Linked DNA regions of Homo sapiens: region 2 is linked to region 1. Evidence: chromatin loops called from intact Hi-C (ENCODE). Cell type or tissue: Caco-2. All regions are shown on one strand. Each heading gives the region's core, and the rest is flanking DNA. Links, peaks and the distances in the headings are about the cores only.

Region 1 (11,072 bases), core at 1,130-9,129:
CCTGGATTCAAGCGATTCTCCTGCCTCAGCCTCCTGAGTAGCTGGGACTACAGGCACCCACCACCACGCCTGGCCAATTTTTGTATTTTTAGTAGAGACGGGGTTTCACCATGCTGGCCAGGCTGGTCTCAAACTCCTGACCTTGTGATCCACACACCTCAGCCTCCCAAAGTGCTGGGATTACAGGCGTGAGCCCCGGGTCCCAGCCGTACTTTGGTATTTTTTATTTTACATTTTCTCTCACATAGTCCAGTTGAAATTTTCTTACTTAACTATCTTGGCGTATGTCTAAAATTTGCTTTTTTTTTCCCCCCTTGAAATCTTATGTTAACTACTACAAATGCAAATATTAAGTGTATTTCATTTACCCACCAAATTGAACTGAATTTAAAACTGAATTGCAGATGTCCCATGAAGGGGCACAAATATGATTATGGAAAATTATTCTATTGAAAATAACAGTAGTTTTTATAGTGATATAAATCTGAGAAAGCGAAATAAATTGAGGTTGGAGAAACAGATGTATTCAATAAAAAACTACTGTGTGCACGTGATGAACTAGTCTTTAGCAAGATTTGAATAATGCAATCAGTAGGAATTTGGCTGGCCTGTGGAGTTTTCAAAGGCATGGATGTTCCAATAATAGCTGGAAATTTGTTGTGGACACGAGGCCATTAAGCCTGTCTCCTGCTGCATTCAATATAGTGGTAAAAACTATTATTAAATAACTGATTTTATAGCAACTGTTACAATTATTTGTCCAAAGTATAAATTAAAGTTTATGATGGAAGCAAATGTACATCTTAAAATGTATAATGCTAATTTAGGTTCCTTTCTCATTTTAAAATAACTACTCATATGAAAGAACAGTGACTACCAAAATAAGAGCAAATTAATAAGGCTGACAGGAAGACTTATCGAAAGTGTAAAACATTAAATGTGCCTTTACTTTTCAAACACAGAATCCTACAATTATCAGGGGTCTCGTCCCTCGCTGAGTGCACACAACTTCCATTAGCAGTAATGGCCGTGACGCAATGAAACCCCGAGAAACAATTAAGGAGCACAAATGACAGATCTGGTCCCCGAGCCTCCTGTGTCACGTGTTGACACCCACCACACCTGGTGAGGCAGAACCGTAACTGACTAACCTACTGATGTCAGTCAGTCTTTCTAACCGTTGCTTCTACCGGCATCATTTCCTCCCTTGAAGCCCCTGAAATCAAACTTGTCAATTTATAAAAGACAAAATGCTTTAGTAAATGAAAAGCCTCACACTTAGACATGAGAAAAGCTTTTCTGGTGCCAGGATAGGAACTGATCCCATTTTCTTTCCCTAGTTTGTTCCCTGCATCAGAGTGATTTCAAACTTGGAAAGCCTTTTATCACTGAAGCTTTTTAGAAATGATGGATTCCCAGGCCCTGCCCTATGTTTACAGAGTCTCTGAGGCTGGGAGTTGGCAGTGCATTTCCTAAAGACCTTCATGAGATTGGGGGCTGGGGTGTGAGCAGGGTTTGAGAAGCAGTAGCACTACCCTGTAATATTTAACTCAGTATTCAGCAAAAAGTAAGCATATAATACGTATTTGAGGATAAAACAATTTTAAGGAGGATTATAAAATATATTTTTATATATACATTATACATTATATATACATAAATATGTATATTATATATAATATAGACATATATATTCCTGAAAATTCTCAGGAACAACTTGACTCTACCTTTGACTAAAAGTAAATATTCATAGTAATAAAATGCACATATGGGTATTCCAGAGCATTGAGTTTAAATAAAAAATATTAAAAGTCCCTAAGATTGTTAATAGACCCAATGTGAGATACATATAAAACACACACACACAACGCGTGTATGTGTGCGCACACACACAGTTATTTGGAAAATGAAAATTTTTAGGAGCATAGAAGAGTTGGAAGCCACTCTAGAAGTCATATAATCTAGGTTTTTTTTAAAAATAATCTGTTTGATCATCATAATCATCTGGGGAGATTTGTGGAAGGATCATTTACGAAAATCTCCTCCCTAACTACTGAATCTAAATTTCAGAGAGGGGCCCTAGGACTCCGTATGGTTTAAAATTTTGAAAACACATACCATGACTCATGTGGGAATACTAATTTTTCTTCCCAAGAGTCCTTGTTCTTTCAGTGCTTCCTTGGATGGTGTGGCTTCCTGCCATTGATCATCTGGTCACTGTCCTTTGAACAAATCCGTCTGCCTGTTTCTCACTGAAAGCACAGAGGCAGGTGTGGAGTTGAGAGGTGGCATCTTTCCCCAGATTCTGGACTGTGGTCTACCAGAGCACCAAGATCCAGTTAACTATTTGGCAATGTTTTTACATTTTTGGCTGATATTGATCTAGCAAGCAGTTAACCAAAAATGTTGGGTTTTGTTTGTTTGTTTTGAAAGTATTGTTAAGCCATAGTTTCCCCATCTTTTGTTTGTGAATTTGAATGTTAACCTAGGGCAGAGGCCACTTAAGGTTGGTCTTATTAGATTTAGTTCAAGATCCAGGTTTTCGGGTTCATTTTGGATTTAATCTTTTAATATGTTAATCTGTGTCTCCCCCAGCTAGTGTCATGCTTGGATTTGTAAACAAGCCACTTCTGGCCTTACTGAAGTTATTAAGAAACACATTAAAGGAAAGAGAGGTGTAGGCACATCCCTAAAGACCCCTTTCTGCATGAACAATAGTTGTCGCCCTCTTCGATCGAGTTTTCACCTGGCCACACACCTGCCACATGTCTAACCATTCAGCCCAGGCTTCCCCATCTTGTTAATAGAAACTCCATAAGAAAGGCTTGTAAAGCTGCCTTCCTTGAAATTAAATCTTGAAACCTACGTTATTTAACATTACCCCAAATCTCTGTATCTGCAAGGTATATTTTATTTTATATGCTCAGAATATTTCATGTGAAAAATTTAGCTGTCAATAGATGCATTTCCCCATTTCACAACCTATCTCTTCTTAAAATTTTCTTTTCATAGAAACAGCTTTACCAAAGTAAAATTTCTTACGAGATTCTTTTTTCTAAATTTCCACCAACATACACTGTCACCTTTCGTGACAAGCTTCTAGCTGGTCCAAAGGCCACAGTGTCTGACAGTAATTTGCCAAGGTACCACATTTCAATTGCTTCAGCACATTTCAATTAGGAGACCTTTGAGGTGAGAAAAAAAGAGAAATGGAGTGGGAGTCAGGTGATGCTAAAAGAAAAACAAGATGAAAGGCCAGGATAAGGAACATCTTTGGACAATGGAAAGAGGAAAAATAAACCTCACAAGAATTCTCAGGAAGACCTGGACTCTGTCTTCGACTCAAAGTAACTGTTCATAAAATGCACATGTGGGTATTCCAGAGCATTGGGTTTAAATACAAAATTTCCAAAATCCCTAAGATTATGAATGGACCTAATGTGAGTACTTTTCCAGAAGTTTTAGTCTAATAGTGAAGATGTAACTTATATTAGGCTTTATGTTTGCAAAAAGAAAAACAAAAAACGTCTTAAGCAAGAAAGGGAATTTACTGGCTTACGTAATTTGTAGTCCAGACATTGGCCTCACTTCGGTCGGCTTGAATCCTACAATGATGTCATCAGGCCCCTGTTTCTCTCTGTCTTGCTTATCTACTTTCTCCCTCTGCTGATCCTATTTGCTGGTAGGTACTCTCCTGTTAATAGCAATATATCTGCAGACTCACACAGTCAGAGCCCACATCCAGAATAAAAGAAACAATATTTCGTCTCATTAATTCTGCCTAAGTATAATTAGTTGAATAACAGTCACCCAAAGATATCAAGTTCTAATCCTGGAACAAGCAAATGCTACCGTATGAGGAAAAAGCAGTCTTCAAAGATGTGATTACTTTAAGATTCTTGACCTGGGAGATTTAATCTGAATATTGCAGATGTCCCCCAAATGCAATCACAAATGTCTTTATAAGAGAGAGGCAGAGGGAGACCCCACACACAGAACAGGAGGAGGCAGTGTGACTATTGAGGCAGAGATAGGAGTGATGGGGCCACAAGTAAAGGAATGCCTGCAGCCAACAGAATTAGCAAGGAACAGACTCTCCCCTAGAGCCCCTGGAGGGAGCGTGGCCCTCTGACAACTTGATTTTGGCTCCTTAAAACAGATTCCAGACTCCTGGCCTCCAGAAATGCAAGGGAATAATTTCAGTTACTTTATGCCACCAAGTTTGTGGTAATTTGTTGCAGCAGCCCCAGGAAATTAATACACCAGGTAATGTGAATGGTGCTGATTTGAAAACCTGAGTCACAGGGCTACTTCTGAGCCAATCGCTGCATACTGACAAGGTGGGACTGGGTTATAGCAGGCGGAGAGGTTCCCCAAAAGGAAGGCATAACTGGAAATAGATGCAGGTAGGACGAGGGGACAAAAAAAAAAAAAAAAAAAAAACAGCAGATCTTCATTTCCTGTTTCAGAGAAAACAGAAAAGTTCAAAGTTAACATTTATATGCAAGAATATTATAGTGTTATGGAACTTGAGCTTTTGTGTAGCTGTGATGATATTGCCGAGCAGCATATTATCAGGATGCACTGAGTTAATCAGGAACCACTTGCTAGGAGCAGATTTGTTTTTATTGCTGATCACTGGAACTTCTCCAAGTCTGGCACATCTCTTTTTGGAAAAGTTGTATGTTAAGATCACACATACAATTCTAAATATAAAAAAAGTGCTGTGTTATTAGGCTAGGGTAGTAATTTGTATTTATTTTCTAACATTTTTCATAATTATGTCTAAAATAATGTATTAACAGTGTTTGCTACAGTAAAAGCTATGCCAGAGTTTACGGAGTGAAGTCTATAGCCCTTTCCACACCTCTCCTTGGATTCTAACTCAGTGGCCCATGAAGGCTGTGCTCCAGGATGGCTCTGCCTCTTGTGCGGGCTTTGGCCTTGGGTAACTTACACTTTCCAATGTCAGATTCTTTATATGTAAAATGAGTATAAATGACTTTGCAGCATTTGTTTTGAGGATTATGTTTAAAAAAAAAATGTGTGACAGCATCTAACAGGGTGCCCAGCACAAAGTAAGATGCTAGAAATACTCTATTGTGAATCCATAATCCAATAAGCACAGTTTACCTCATTATTCCCTACATTTGTCTGCTTATGCTTACCAACACTGAAGCTCTTTCAATGGCTCATTTCTGCTTTAAAAGATCTGCTTGTAGCTTCCACTTGGCTCAGCATGTTGGTGCGCAGAGGAGCCTGATGTCAGGTGTGCGCTGGATGTCTTAGCATGTTCTCTCCCTTTTCAAACCTTTGTAAAATGTAAAATAAGATCAGTGTCAGTTCTGAGTCATGCAGGACTAAACCTGCTTATTTATTCCAAAACTGTTTTAGATGCTAATAAGATTTTTTTAATATGACCAGGTATCACAGCCCACCTCCCCAACCTGAGATAGCTCATTTGCCTTTGTTGTGAAACTGTCAGACTTTATTTTGAAGATTCAAATTAATAGGATCTATTAGTTATTTCTCAGCTTTTTCATTATTTACTCTAAAAAGCTGTAGTAGATAAGTCAGGCATAATCTCCCTTTTGGACATTTTGCTGGAGGGAAGAGGAAAGCGAGCATCGCTTGATGCATACGGAAGAGCAATCCCTAGTTGGGGACACATCAGCCTTGTCTCTTGTTCCTGTGAGCCAGTGATCTGCCTCTGGACTAGTCGGCAACGCAGCAGCAGCTCTGAGTTCCCAGGGACATTTGGGAAATCTCTGGCCAGGTTGGGCAGGTTTGGGGGGTTTGTATTACTTCATCTTTGCCCAGGAAATTTTAGAATTCAGTTTCAGGGATCTCAAAATCGTTTGATTGCTAGCCTTTGTTCTTTAATGAATATCTGCTTATATTCATGGTAGCTGTCATTCCAAACATTATAAACCACATCTAAAATAAATTTTACTGGGCTTCAGGGGCTTGGGGAGAAATAGAGATGAAATATAGAGAGATGACTTTTATAGATATAATTTAAACGTTTGCTAAAATTTAAATAATGGAAGCTTACTATTTAATGAGGAATTTTATCTACTTTGCATATATAATTTATAGCTTGTTGCGTATCACAAGATCTCACTCATCCTACAGGAATACTTTGCATTCTGGAAATAGGTATACTAAAACCCCAAAGCATTAGAAGTAGTGGTATTATGAACAACTTTTCATCTCTTCTTTTTTCCTAGGCACATTTCCTTAAAATTCTACATTTAATAAATGTTATGTTCATAACATGAAATATTTTGATTAATGCTTTAAAAAAATAAGAGCTTTAAAACAGAAATAGCATAACATTAAGTATTTTGATTAATGCTTTAAAAAATTAACTTTAAACAGAAACAGCAATCATGAATATGCAGCATAATGTTAGTCTTTATAGGTTAAAGCTGGAAACATATCTAATAGCAGAAAATTGTTTAATTAAAGTCTCATACATGGGTATGAGTAGAATGCAATGATCCCTTACTTAATAAGTATTTTCATTCACTTTGGGGGGAGGGAGGAAACACACTTTAAAAATTTACACAAATTTTTCTGATTATCTTGTTTTTTCATCGTTTGGTCAACAAACCATCCATTTGATTCAATTCCAATCTTCACCAAAAACTAGTACCTTCCATCTAGAACCCAGATGGAAGGCTCACATTATGAGAAGCAAGAATGATGGTAATTAAAAGAACACCAATTTACATTATCAGGGGCCTCTTCTGAAAGTCTGACATTACTACAAACAGCCAACTTGAGACTTAGATGAAAGGGTCCTTTAAATGGCGTGGAATTAATATTGTATATATCCAGAAGTATCTGGAATTTGCAAATTGATGTGAACATGATAGGGTAGAATTTCTGCAAGTATTTTATCTCTGAGGTTGGATAATAAAAATATGGTTCTAATAAAAAAGCAGGCAAAACTCCTTCAGGACAAAAAGTGATTGTATCAAGCACTGTGAATGATTGTAAAATGTGGGAACTCAATATGACCGGCGGTGGCTCACGCCTGTAATCCCAGCACTTTGGGAGGCCGAGGCGGGCAGATCACAAGGTCAGGAGATCGAGACCATCCTGGCTAACACGGTGAAACCCCGTCTCCACTAAAAATACAAAAAATTAGCCAGGCGTGGTGGCAGGCGCCTGTAGTCCCAGCTACTCCTGAGGCTGAGGCAGGAGAATGGCGTGAACCCGGGAGGCAGAGCTTGCAGTGAGCAGAGATCGTGCCACTGCATTCCAGCCTGGGTGACAGAGCAAGACTCCGTCTCAAAAAAAAAAAAAAAGATTTACCAAAGCAGTTCCGAAGGTTAAGTCCATTTCTCATGAATGAGTGACCACTCATGTGGTCACCTCATGGCGATCACCAAGTGATCAACCTGATGAAAAGGAGAGCTCTGCCTCCACCGAGGGTTCTCCTCAGGTTGTTGTCCTGGTGGCTGGGTAGAGGAATGCCCTGCTCTAGGAAGGAAGTTATCCAATGTGGTAGGAATCCAGGACCATGACTAGAGGGACAGAATCAGCCAGTTGCAAGGCACAGATAAAGACCTAGCCACGGTGATTAAAGTTTGCAGATAATCTAGGCTTTGCTACTTGAAGGCAGAATAGACCAAAGTGACAAATGTTTATACCCTATCTCCTTAAGTCTTCAAACACTACAAATAATGAGTGAGCAGAACTGAAAAGTTACAGAGCATAAATGGAACCAATACTTAATGGAATATTTATTTTCTACTTAGCCCCAATGTAAAAATTAAAGTTATATTAAAAGTACTGATGACAGTCAAAGTTTAATGTTTATAAATTTTACTTTGCTTTAGTATAGATATTTTTTAATGTTTCTGATATTTTATCCCTTTTTTTTTGTTTTGTTTTGTTTTGTTTTGAGACAGAATCTTGCTCTGTCGCCCAGGCTGGAGTGCAGTGGCTCGATCTTGGCTCACTGCAAGCTCCACCTCCCGGGTTCACGCCATTCTCCTGCCTCAGCCTCCCAAGTAGCTGGGACTACAGGCGCCCGCCACCACGCCTGGCTAATTTTTTGTATTTTTTAGTAGAGACAGGGTTTCACTGTGTTAGCCAGGATGGTCTCGATCTCCTGACCTCATGATCCACCCGCCTTGGCCTCCCAAAGTGCTGGGATTATAGGCATGAGCCACCGCACTCGGACCCCTATTTTATCCCATTTTTATACCAAGAAACTAAAGATAGGCATGCCCATTTATGCCATTATTTTTAGATAATATACATAAAAATTACAATTAGATACATCATATACTGTATTCTTGCCTTTTCCACTTGTTCTCACCTGAAAAATCTACTCAGTCGTCTGTGTAACCAAAACTAGGCCTCGTCATTCACCCAAAGAGAGTCTGGGCCACATATCAGAAATGGAGTGTAGTTAATCTTTCTTGTTTTATCAGTGTGGTCTCTAAGCCAGCAAGCCCCTTAGGAAGGGATCTAAGTAATTCATTCACTGTGCTCTTTTTAATCAAAACTAAAAGACTCAGGCTTAGAGAGAATGGCACAGAATTTTTAACCCACTCTGGCTACTCTTTACATTGTTCTTACAACCTTTCTACCAACTCAGAATCTATGCTACTTCATCAGAGCTGCAAGCCAGAAGACATTGGATGTGACATAAAAGTTCATAGTAACATGAAGAAAAATCTCCATTTGGCCATAGTTCCAAAGAGAAGCTTCTATTTAGTTTAAATATTAAAGGATATTAAACTTGGCTTCCCCATCTACCACATCTATAAAATACACATTTCCAGGCCAGGCACAGTGGTTCATGGCTGTAATTCCAGCACTTTGGGAGGCCAAGACAGATCACTTGAGGTCAGGAGTTCAAGACCAACCTGGCGAAACCCTGTCTCTACTCAAAATACAAAAGTTAGCCAGGTGCGGTGATAAGCGCCTGTAATCCCAGGTTCTCAGGAGGCTGAGGTGGGAGAATCACTTGAACCCCGGAGGCGGAGTTTGCAGTGAGCCCATATAGCGCCACTGCACTCCAACCTGGGTGACAGAGTGAGACTCTTCCCCCCCACAAAAAAAAAGAAGACACACTTCCATATTAACTTATCTTTTATGACTTTAGGTCATATTCTTTATTACTGAAATAGGTCCAGAATTACAGAACTGGTCCTAGGGAGGATCTTTATTTCTTCCTAGGGACAGAGTCTAGAACTCATATAGGGGCTTCCAGCTACAGATGGACAGAAACATCTTCAAGGCCTGTTTCAGGGATGAGTAACAGAGAAGCTCACAAATCTACCACTGAGTACATCTGCTTCCTCACGCTTCAGTTTTTCTCTAGTCTGTTGTCCACAGTCCCTTACCTTCTCTTTTCTCTCCTCATCCACGTGGCTCTGAATCAGTTTTTACCTCACAGGCATAGCTAGAATTAGTCTTCATTGCTGGGAGTGCTTGTGACTGACTCTCCCCTAAGTAAGTGATGACTATTTTTTATTTTTACTTTATTTAATTTAATTTTATTTATTTATTTATTTTTTTAAAGACAGAGCCTCACTCTGTCACCCAGGCTGGAGTGCAGTGGCACGATCTTGGCTCATTGCAACCTCCGCCTCCAGGGTTCAAGCAATTCTCCCTCCTCAGCCTCCCAAGTAGCTGGGATTACAGGGGCACACCCTCATGCCCAGGTAATTTCTGTATTTTTAGTAGAGATGGGGTTTTGTCATGTTGGCCAGGCTGGTCTCAAATTCCTGACCTCAGGTGATCCGCCCACCTCAGCCTCCCAAAGTGCTGGGATTACAGGTGTGAGCCACCAGGCCAGGCCACTCTTTTTTAATTGTTTAATTTCTTCAGGGAGACAGAACTTTATTTTCATTAAAACTTTGAAATCATCAAACAAATGAAAGGCAAAATCAGAGGATTTCTCTTTTATTATTTAATGTTATTACTTTTTGGAGGAAATCACATCCATTTCATCCTTTCTTTTTAAAAGTTCCTACTCTCTGTCTAAATATTGGGTTTTCACATAAAGATGACCATTGTAGCAGAAGACACATATATACATACAAATAACAGTAATTCAGAATGAAAAGTGATCTAAAAGAGGCATGACCAAGCACTATTGAACAAAAAGAGGGAGAAGTTAACATTACTGGAAGGAGGACAGAATAAATGAGAAAGCCAAAGCGTGGCAATTGAGGTAGGCCTTAAAGAATGGTTAGGGATATTTACATTACTATTTATCTTTGTATTTCTCTGATGTCAACATTACATATATACAACATATATGTGTATATGTGTGACAGAATATAAATAGTCAGATTTTAAATGTAAAATCTGAACAGTTCAAATGTAAAATCTGAACTGTTCTGTTTTTATCTTCCCTATTTTGCTGCACTAGAGGAATGAAACGAAAAAATTTTCCTCCTCTCATGGCAGATTAAACCCTCCCTCATCTCGAGGAAAGGGTCACTAGTTTCAGGGATTGCCAATGATTCAGGCTCTTCAGACAGTGAGCCACCAGATATGCTGTGAAAGCTCACCAGGCAGGATTGGATTAGAGCGAAAAGCCTGTGCTCTAAAGAGGGACTGGGCACTCCCTAACTGGGAGGGCACACATGCTCAGGGTTTCCAGGGCAAAGAGGACCTTCTTCCTATGCCCTGGGACTCCCTGGGGAGGTGACAGAATTCCAGAGAAGCTATATGGTATATCTTCTATGTGGTAGATTATAGAGTGTGTATTAACCATGTCTTTTAAATCTATATTTTTAATTATCTGACATCTTGAGGCCTTGCTGACTGGGAACATCTGGATTTCCAGGCAGAAGTGTGCTGCACAGGTGGAGTCCTTATGGAGAACCTGTGCCAGGTCAGTGCAGAAGGGAAATGTAGGGTTGGAGCCCCCACACGGAGTCCCCACTGGGCCACTGCCTAGTGGAGCTGTGAGGAGAGGGCTACCATCCTCCAGACCCCAGAATTGTAGATCCCTCAACAGCTTGCACCATGTGCCTGAAAAAGCGGCAGGCACTCAATGCCAACGCATGAAGGAGCTGCCCAAGGCTGTGGGAGCC
Region 2 (11,072 bases), core at 1,040-9,039, 85 kb after region 1:
TTTTACTTCCTCCAGGAACCTACTATATTTCCAGTTCCTGCTCCCTATTATCTCTCCAATAAGAAATGATCTCTCCCTCTTATAAAGTCATGCAACATTTTGGAAAAATATTTCTTACAGGACTTAGCCCTGCTTCCAGATATAGCTCCTCTGGCACATTAATGTGAGTTCCTCCAGAGCTCACTCACTCTGATGCCCCTGTCTTCTGCTTATTGCTCTGAGCAGAGCAGGTGTTCAGTATGAGTGTGTTGAACTGAATTGATATTTTCTTTGCACCTTTCTTGTATCTTTCTTCACAGAATGTAGCATCTGGCTGGCCACTGAAGTGCCCAGTAAATATTTGATGAATAAATAAATCAATGGGACTGACCTGCAAAGGGAAGGAATGGAAACACCTCTGTTAATGTCATGGGCATTGTAATGGTTGCCTTGGAGACCTTGCTTCTCTATGGTCAGAACCAGTGGTGCTTACAGTCAAGGGCAGGAAGAGTAAAGGGCAGGTTTTGGTAGACTAGTGGAAAAGGTGGGGCTGTTCCCAGGTTCCAGTCCCACCCCCAGAGAATGCCAACCTGAATGACTTTCTCCACAGCCTTTCCAATACAGGGCACCATCTGCTCTCATCAAACACCAAGACCTGGACAAGGTGATGGCTCACTCTTTAGTCAATGCCCGGCGTTGGTCAAAACAAACCAAACCAAACCAAACCAAGATTTCTATGCAGAAAAGACAGTCCAATGCCACTCATAATAATTTAGAACATCTTTTGGAAAAAAAAAAGGCAACCCCCAACCAATAAACTCCCCCAAACCCCCAAAGTAAAATCCCTGGACTCTGTGTCCATGGGTTCCCATTGCATGCTTTCACAAGGGAGAATGGGAAAGGCACCAGAGCCCTTAGGGAGCAAGCATGGGTCACACAGTTCATGACGCTGGGCTTCGGATCTGAACTCTGCTACCTGCTGCCTCAGTAGTTCTTGGCAAGTTACTTAATCTCTCTGAACCTCAGTTTGTTTTTCTGCAGTGGCGACAGGTAACTTATTGTGAGAGCTATGTGCCAGGTCCTATTCTAAATGAGATAGGTCCTATTAAAGCCTAGCATGGATGTATTACTATCATCTTCGTTTTATAGATGGGGAACCGAAGCACAGAGAAGGTAAATTACTTCCCATGTCACATGCCTCAAACCTAGTTGTTCTGCTTCGTGTCTGCGTTTTGGAGGACTGTATTATCCATCACATGAGGGTCTTGTGAAACAAGTAATGAAGTTCCTGGCACCCAGTAGCACCCGGCATATGGTGGCAATGACCCATTACCTAAAGCTGTCTCCTCCTCAACTAGCAGCCATTCCCTTCTTTTGATAGATTATGGTGTTTGATCTGAATCTGTTGGCACCAATAAACAGAAGAGGTTCCTCTTGATTATCTATAATGAATCAAAGATGTCACTGATTTATTGCATGCAATTTAGATTCCATTTAAACTGCTGAAAATCAAGCATTGTGAAGCTGTTCACAATCACATTCTCTCTTGTATGGATAAAAAGTTATTCATTTCCTAATCCTGTCTGATACTTCAAACACTAGATGTAGCTACTTTGCCCGTATAGAAAGCAACTTTGAGAGACAAACATTTCCTTCTTCCAATGTAAGAAGACATTCTATTTTATCTTTTAAAATGATGGTCTTGGTGAGTCACTCTTCAGAGGATATTGTGAAGTGAAGCCAAGTAGCAGCCAGACAGACAGCCCAGGTATCTGTCAAAATACAATCCAAGTATTAGACATACTTGCTTTCCCTCTTTTGTCTTTATACCATTCCAAATTTAGACCGAATCAGGAAACATGAAAAGGAGATGGGGGGATATGAGGAAGTTTGTAAAAGAAATAGTCTATCCTATCTGTTACTGAACATTTTGAAACTCTTTAACCCTTCTTTAAAAATTGTGCATCAGTCACACGTGAGCCCCTGCCTTCCTTCGGCTGCCTTCGGCTTCCTGACGGGGTCTCAGTACTCAGCCAGGCAAAGCTGCCATTCTCCCCAGCGAGTGGTCATTTCCAAGCTCAGCGTGTGAGCCATGGCCCTAACGGGGCACACTGTATATGTCCTGGCCAGAGAGGGACCTCTACTCAAGGGTATTCCCACAGAATGTGAATCACTAATCACTGTGATTCCCCAAGTAGCAATGATGCACTTCACTCAATGCCTAGAGAAAACAAAATTTATGTAGTCACATGTGAAGCATCTGATGAAGTATATCTCATCAATTTTAGTGTATTATTTAAATATTAATGATTTGTTGAATTTGAAAATTTTTAAACAAATCATAAAAAAGAACATCATTATTCAACACATTTCTTATTGGTATAATATATAGAAAAAAGAAAAAATGGAATATGCTATAATAAGATAGGTTATCACAGCCATAGTTTTAGAAAATACGTGGTTTTGGGGTGTTTGAAACAGAGTCTCGTTCTGTCACCCTGGCTGGAGTGCAGTGGTGCAATCGCAGCTCACTGCAGCCTCAACCTCCCAATCCTCCTAAACCAATCCTCCCACCTCAGCCTCCCAAGTCGCTGGGACTGCAGCCTCAACCTCCCAATCCTCCTAAACCAATCCTCCCACCTCAGCCTCCCAAGTAGCTGGTACTACAAGGCATGCGCCATCACAACTGGCTAATGTTTTAAAATTTTTTGCCCAGGCTAGTCTCAAACTCTTGGGGTGAGGGGATCCTCCTGCCTCTGTCTCTCAAAGTGCTGAGATTACAGGTGTGAGCCACCTGACCTGTCCAAAAATAGGTGTTTTGTTTTGTATTCAAGCCCTTTGTTCAAAATGCAACTGCTCTACTTCCTGGATACATGGATACGAATGTCCTCAGCAGAGCACTACTGAGCCCAGAGTCCAAACAAAATATAAAGAAATAAGGATGTCAGATCAAAAAACACCTACAGCCCAGCCTGGTTGGGTGGTAAAGACAAGAATGCCCCCTCCTAAACCTTCAGAAGTTGAAGAGCCCTTCCACGTTTCAAAAGGGGCCTGCAAAAGCCAGGTTTCCAGCCTTTGGTTCCCACTTCCCCAAACAAACGAAAGTTATTCTGCATTGCAAGGCAACAAACAAGTGAGCTCCAGAAAAGCAGGCTTCCTCCTGTAATCCGTTTTTGCCCATTCTTTTTCCCAAACCATAGAATAGGAAACAAAATGTTACAACAAACCCTCAACCCCATGAAGGGCGTTCTACTCCCTTCCTGCCTGAGCACAGGTCCCCGAATATCACTTAGTTTTAGCACAATCTGCTTGGATAATATATGTTCTGTTTCCATGCGCACGCATTTCCATACATGCAGCAGATGAGCCAGAGAGATTTCTCTGAGCATGTAAATTCTTTCAGAGGAAACAGAGAAACAAGCCTTGTACAAATTTGGGAGAACACCCCCTTCTGACCACGTGGGAGATGGATGACCTGTTTACAACTGAAACCCATGCAGAACATTTTTCACTGCAGAACAAGCAGCTGACATGATTGCTGTCGGTGTTCACAGAGCCAAATATGAAGATAATTGTAAAGAAAGAGACGGTCGCATCGGATAGAAGATGTGATCCTGCTCTCACGTTTTTCCTTCTGGCATGACCATACACGTTTTGTAAGTGGGGAGAAATCCTAATAAAAGCCCTATCCGTGCCGTTTTAGAAACTCTGAATAATGGCATGTCTGAGACTTTTTGTAACATTTTCAGTAGTTGAATCCAGTTTGTATTATCTTTCAACCCATTCTAAACACAGGTCAATACTGACTTTGCAAAGATCTAACTTTCACTTCTGCAAAGTGTTCTAAAACTTGTATTTATTTTTCTCCTTTCTGAAACACAGTCTGAATGTCTTTGTAGGAGCTTTAGTATTTTGGGTCTGGGCTGAAGCAAAATGAAACGGCATCATGCTGGCTAGAGTTCAGCATTTAACATTTTAGAAAAGTCTGTAGAGAGAGCTCAGCTGAAATAGACAGGAATCTACATTCATGTGGCCATCAAAGGAACAGAGCAAGCCGGCAGGGGCGGCCCCAGTGTGCGGCGTCGGGCTCAGAAGAAACACCAGCGATCCAGGGAGAATATTGGCAGGGGCAGGGAGAAAGAAAAGCTTTCTTGGGGCTACTGTTCTTAGAATTTTTCACCTGTGTACAAAAGGACAAGAGAAGCTGATCTCTGACGAGGACATTACTACATCAAAACCCAGCTTCCAGAGACTGCTTAAAACGGTCTCTGTTGCTCCTTGGATGCCCTGATTTACATGCAGTGGTGGGAAGGGAGCCACAGAGATGGCTCCAGCCCAGCGCCTGGCCCGCAGGGCTGGAACAGAACAAGCAGATTTCTAGGGCCTTGGAAAGACAAACGGTGCCTATGTGGTATACATCAACGAAACTCCAGGACAGCCTGGCACGCAGTGAGACATCAGTGAACAGTGAGAAGAGCTCTATCAAGGCCCCACGGGCTGCTGGGGCCTGGTCACCTGTTGCCTGTTCACAAAGGGGCAAGTGGTTGAGTTGCCAGCTCCGAGAGGGTTGATGAGCAGCACGCACGCTCCCTGGAGCCATGGTACTGACGTCTCCCCCAGGTCGGGGGCTGCCGTGCTTGGGAAGGGCACGGGGTCACTTGGGAAGGCTGATTACACAGGGAACTTTGAGCTCCAGCACACAGATGGGAGGGGAGTCGGGTGATGCGGGAACAAACACAGCTCACAAACAGAAAGATAAAACGCAGGGGCTGCCCATGAAGGGGAGGGTGCCCCTATCTCCCCAGTGGGGTAATTTCCAACTACAGAGAACAGTTGCTGCCTCAACAATAGAGAAGAACATTTTTACTGATGTGCTCAAGAAAAGATGGGACAATTCTTGGCAAGTAGATAAACATTAAAAAAAAAAAAACAGTGAATTTAAATATCAATGATTTTAAAAGGTAAAATTAGCCGACCTCTCAGAAAAGAATTGAGAGTAGATAGGAAGACGCCTACCTATTGAGAGAATTTGCCGAAGAAGATTTCAAAGGGTTTTTGTTGTGTTTTTGTTTTCCGGTAATAACAGCTCTATCAGCAGCAATGTAAACTATGAATAGAAATAATAATATTTAGTAATCCAATCACAAGAAGAACTGTCGGAAGCTCACAGTTCTGTTTCTTTTTGATCCAATTTTAGATTTTCCCTACAAAAGAGAAAAAACAAGGATTGTGATAAAAACTCATTTTCTTCTCTCGTTTAAAAAACATTCATTCCATAATTAGAAGCAATTTTTGATTCCATACTAATGAAGTTATATGGATGCAGGGGCATTTGAGATCCACAGCTAATTCATAAATAGGATCTTGCCAAGAATTTCAGCCTCTCCCCCAGGTGACCTGTACATAGAGGGTGCTGCAAGTAAGGAAACCTGTTTTGATCTTGGGTGTTTTAGCTTTTTTGTGCCTAGTGTTAGGTGAACCAACACAGAAGCAAATTCAGCAGTCATAGCTATTCTTCTGTAAGCTGTAGGCTGACTCTGATAGGAACTCATTCTGGGTGTCAGGAGGCTTCAGGGGCGAGTTACAGGCAGCTGAGTCTAGTGCCAGCTGCTAGGAGTTCTGGGAGTGAGGAGCTGTAATCAGGCAGGAGAGGCTGGCAAAATTCTAATTCAATTCTAGGGAATACCTATTTCCAAAGGAAGCTGTCATCAAAAGAGGAAATGGTGCAGTGGCCTTGGGAGTTCTGAGCAGAGGCTCAGTGTAGATAGAGGGTTAAACTCTATTTTCTTATTTTCTGTATTCTTGATACTCTGGCATTTGGGGCTTTGATGCTGGAGAGACTGTCCCTTCCAGGGCTACCTAATTCCTAGAAATAGCAAACAATTCCCCTGTGAGCATGCTTTTGATAAACCAACCAGTCTAGAGCTCACACCCTCAACCAACCCTTTCATCAAACTCTCACTCACCAAACCAATACACCCCCTGCCCTATGTCACCCCAGGGCCAGGGACCTGCCAACTAGAGACCACCTTTATAGCACTGGGCCGCTCGAATAATTTAAAGTATCCAATACTAAGTCTACTCAGCTTACTTACCCTGCCTGGCTTATTCCTTCCCTCGTAAATCCCAGTAAAGGTCCCAGCCACACGGTGCCCACATCCTTGTTTCCTGACCATCCCTGGTCTTTCTGGCATGGTGGGGCTTAAAATGCCCCGTGCCTGTGGGGATCTGTGAGTGCAAACTTCCTCACAGCCGTCATTTCTGCGTCTGCCGTCTTACCATACCTGACACTAAAACAAACCCCAGGTACATATTTAACTCAACAGGGTTATGGACCATGAAAGCTTGGGTGGTTCATGAACTTCCCTGCTCCTAAGCATTGCCGTGGAGATCAGCTATGCAGACCTTTTGGCTGCAGCTCCAGAAATGGGGGTGAGCGGCCCAGAACCTGCGTTTCTAAAGGCACCTCCATACAACTCTGCTCAACGTGGTGTGAGTAGCAGAAAATAGCACTAGGAGAACCTAGCCACCAGGAGCAGAACTGGTAGAACCAGGTCAAGAAGAGAGCCCTCACTTTAAAACTTACTTTCTGATGCAGCAATTCCAATTCTAGAAAATTATCGTATAAATATGATCTATAAAATATTTATATGATAAATAAGGAAATAACTAAATATGCACAAGTATCCTTGGAAACCTTTTTATATTACACATAATTTGCAGTAAAAAAAAATCATACTAAAGAGGCCACGTTAGATTGGTTAAGTATTACATATAATGATATATAGTTATACAGTGTACTATTTAGCAGTCATCTGGCATAATGTTCCATGGCATATGAAAATATTAATAATATGTTGTTAACTTTAAAAATCAGCCAACAAAACAGTATAATGATATAATCCTTTTTCATTAAATATACATAGACATATATACAGAGGTTAAAGCCTGGGGTTATCTCTGGTTCATGTCGTTACAAATATTTTGTGTATGTGTTTATTTTTCTGCATTTTCCAAATTCTGTACAGTGCACATGAATAATAAATTAATTTCATTGTTTTCTAGCGTGCAGGCTGTGTTCTCCCTAGGGCAGGACAAAGAAGGAATTTGGAAAATCACATACCTCTCCCCCAAAGACCGAGAAGCTCTCTAAATAATGAGCATTCGCTAACCCCCGGGCCATTTGGCCTTTGGACACAGCATGATAGAAGTTGCTTTCTGGGCCTCACTTGCTACGGGTGAGAGTTCCTGACACCTGGAGAGGCTGAGCCCAGGCTCTAAATGAGACCTGGTGGCTCCAGGTGACTGGAGGCCCACTCGGCAAGAGGGGTGTTATTAGGCCTAAGTGGGGACTGCAGGGGCTGTGGTTATGCTCCAGTTGGTGTAGAGAATTCATAATTAGCAACAGCAGGATTATAAAGCAAGGAGCCAGAAAGAGAAATAAGGGAGGGGAAATAACCTACCAGGAAAGGGCAAGAATAATCCACTCATGACATTATCAATCCCATAATAACCAAGTGATGATAGTGCCTACATTAAATACACTTCAAAAATAATCAATGCAAAGAGTAGGATAAAAACAATTTGTGAGAAGGGTAAGCATTAGAGTATAGAGCAGTTAATACAGCTACAAGGAAAAGAAATCAATATAGATTAATTCATTTCAAGGTCTCTCGTTTATTAGGAAACCGTTATTTCTTTTTGTCACTTTTCAATCCCTCAAGGATGCTCAGAGGAACAACAAATGCTCGGATTTCCACAAAAAATCTGAAAACTCAGGTGTGTTTGAAATGAATGCTCTGAAAATACTTGTTGCATGTAATTGGAATTATGTAGTATTTTTGTAATTAACAAAGAATTGTTATGAAAATGTGGGGGACCCCAAATTTTAAGTCTGCTATATTCCAAGGCAGCTGCCTTCTGACAAATAACCTGTGACAATTTCATAATATAGGGTTCCGAAACCTCATTAAGCCACACGCGTGGTGCAGCTGAAGCACTCATTGCTTTCCAAGGGTTTGTGAAAATGTAATTAGGCAAACCACAGGCATCTGCAAATGTGGTGCTTTTGCTCCAGATGGATGGAATCTCAGGGCGCCCCAGAGCTTTCACAGGGACGATTTTTCTCAGTGTCAGTGACTTGAACACACACCTAAGATGGTCTTTTTGCTCTTGCAGGAGAAAATGTTGCCAAATGGGTAGACTAAACAATGAATGGCTGCCGGGTTTAGTCATACCTCTCTGTGTGAGCCGTCAATTGCTGACGGGAGCTAGGACATTATTCCAGCTACAAAATGGGCGCGTGATCCTGGAAACTGATGCATGGGCCTTGCAAGCTACGTCTATAGAATTGGCTGTAGGTACTAAGCACAGAAGACCATCGGATCCCTGTGGAGCCCGACCCCACTGCTTCACCCGTGTGGTCCAAGCTGCTCCCTGGATGTCAAGGATTGGCCATTCCTGTGGTGTCAGTAGTGAGTGCTTGGATGAATGTGAGATCTATAGGCTGGTGATGCAGATGGTGACGGGAAGAGACAGTAGAGATGCCAACACACTCCCTGGACGGTGTTTCTGGAGGGAAAAGGTCCGCGTCTGGCGAGCCAGTGGAATGTGCTGTGGCAGAAAATCCACAGGCTCTGGAATCTGACTGTCAGAGCCTGGGCCCTGGATACAGTGTCTACCACCTTTGTGATCTGTGGCATGTTATTTAGTATCTTGGAGCCTCAGTTTACCTTCTGTATTATTAGGGTAATAATGTTTTCTTTTGGGGCTTTTGGTGAGGATTAAATGATATATGGAAAGCTTATTTTGAAAAGTATTAATTGATGTACTCCTAAATTCACACACACACTCACGCACACACTTGCACACCCCCATACACACACCCACACCCTGTTATCTCATCCATGCTTTATATGATTTACTAATATTTAGGTCTTTTAGCAGGTCCATCTTAGTAAATGAAAGTTGAATCAGACAAAAAGAAATACATAAAATTCTCGGCTTTAAATGAAAAGCAAAACAAATAACCCTCACGGAGGGGTAAGACGGGAACACTTGGGAAGCACATCTGTTTTGTCAGAGCTGCGTGGCTCTCCCACAGCCCCTCCCAGATGGCTGCAGAGACCCCCCGGCACGAGTTGCTGAAGAGCCCCCCGCCTGAGAGGAAGGGAGAAGGTGGGACACAGGGGCTTGCCATGATCAGGGCCCGACCACAAATAACAAACACGAAGTCTGGCTAACCTAAAGAGAAAATGCATGTATTAGAGGGATATTAGGAAGGCTGGAAACACAGATTTGGAAGATGGAGAGCAGTCAAGAGACTCTGGTAGTGAGAGCCCCGCCAAGGTCCCCTCCCAGAGTCACCTGGTTAGAACGAGGCCGCCAAGGCTGCAGGAACTTGCCCCTGGTATCCCCGCTACCGGAGGCGGACGGGGGATGTCACTGAAAGGTGCTGCAGGAGGAACTGACATTTTGTGACTCTGGCTGCAGATGGAAGGTCCTGAGGGTCATGGCCCACCAGCTGGCGACTCCCAGGCGTCTAATCTCTCAGGATTCCAAGGTAGGTGGGGGGCCTGCTTTCCACCAGCTCCCCAAATGGCCAGCGTTGTCACATAGGAAGGAGGCTTGGACTCTGGGTGACACACAAAAGCAAAAAGCCCCCTGACGCGTCCACTGCAGCCCCATGGTGTCTTGCCCTCCCTCCTGAGATTAGCCCGTGGGGTGTCTTGAAGGGAGAGCCCTGAAAGAATAGCCAGAGAGGCCCCATGATTTCAGGACAGAGGGGCTCTGTGTTTGCTTCTGGGAAGGCAACCAGGGTCCCAGACATCTTTACCTGCACCAGCCGAGGTGGAGGTAGCAGTGAGCAGATGGCGTCAGGGAGAATCCAGGTTGGAAAGGCCAGTTACAGTCAGCTGAGTGTCTGTGGCCTTGGGCAGCAAGGACAGCCCAAAGTTCCCAGGCTCTGCTGGGAAACTTTCGGAGGAGGACCAACAGAGAGCTTGGGGACGGGATGGGGACATGCTGTGGCCACATTGAGGAGGTGCTGCAGAGCCCATGGGCCCTGTGATGAGGTGTGAACAGGAGAGATGCGGCCCAGGGTTTGCCATCACAGAGGGAAGGCTGCCCCTCAGCCTCGCCCCTCCCTCCAGACCCCAGGCCCTAGAAGAAACTATTAAGATGTGAACTGGGAAGGGGGAAGCACTGAATTTCCTGACTTTACCTGACATAACTGAAAAGGCCTAAAAATGACTGTTTTCAGCTATCACATAGAATGGTGGCTTCAAAGGAAGCTTAGGTTGAAATATAGAGAAGGAAAAATGACATTTTTCTGAATACCTGAGCCTATGCCTTGAACACGTGTATACACTACATCAGTTGTCCTCTGTCAGGAGGGACTTTTGCCCTCCAAGGGACATTTGGCAATGTCCGGAGATAGTTTTGGTTTTCACGACCTGTAGGGAGAAGAGTATGAATTGCTCCTGGCTTCTTGTGGATAGAGGCCAGGGAAACTGCTAAACAGCCCACAACTCTTTATGCAAACTGCACATGAAGGAATTATCTGGTCCAAAACATCAATAGTGCCGAGGTTGAGAACATGCGGGAGCTCTATTGGGGTTTTAAAGAATCATTCTGCAGTGCATGTCTGCCCTGTAGACCAGTTCAAAGTCCTAGAATTGGAATTAGAGTCTGGTGATCGAGGGGTAAGGTCTAGACCCTCTGAGAGAAACTGTGTGTGCAAAGAGAAAGTGGATTTGGCCAGAAGTCAGGGTGGATTTCAGAACTATCAAGGATTTGTAAAAAGACTGCTTTGAATGGAGAGATCAGAGCTAGAATATGGTATACCTCCCAGCTCTGGCCTGAACCTGCCCTGTACACTGCACTACAGAAGTAGGGCAGGCTTAGGGGCACATAGGAACCAAGAGGGTGCATTTGTCCAGTAGGAACTTAGGCTCAGGGAACAAATATCTCTCCTCTTGAAGCCCACAGGCCAAATGACTACTGAGAGAGTATCATTTACTTCTTTAGCCAATGCCAGCTTTTCGCTTTCTCAACTAGGGCTTCCTGCCTAGTTGGAGGGCAGGAAACGCTCA

The links. Hi-C counts contacts between places; a loop is a spot of excess contacts. Peaks named below come from ENCODE experiments on the same cell type or tissue, not always from the same donor. Only the 100,000 strongest peaks of a DNase experiment are listed, where the experiment ranks them.
Region 2: it touches region 1 in a loop (2.0-fold over the local background); 8 of 110 quality-filtered maps call a loop at or near these places.

Annotation. Positions count from the first base shown.
Region 1 is chr18:7,538,451-7,549,522 of GRCh38, reverse strand. No RefSeq gene overlaps it. Among named protein-coding and RNA genes, the nearest start is that of PTPRM, 23 kb to the left of the region's middle. In Caco-2, for the core only: no CTCF peak of the experiment used is centred there; no DNase peak of the experiment used is centred there.
Region 2 is chr18:7,453,553-7,464,624 of GRCh38, reverse strand. It overlaps LOC112577592 (a long non-coding RNA gene), which reads left to right and starts at 3,490. Exons shown (of 2, transcript NR_172881.1): 1 at 3,490-3,635; 2 at 8,158-8,783. In Caco-2, for the core only: no CTCF peak of the experiment used is centred there; DNase peaks (open chromatin) are centred at 4,614 and 7,184.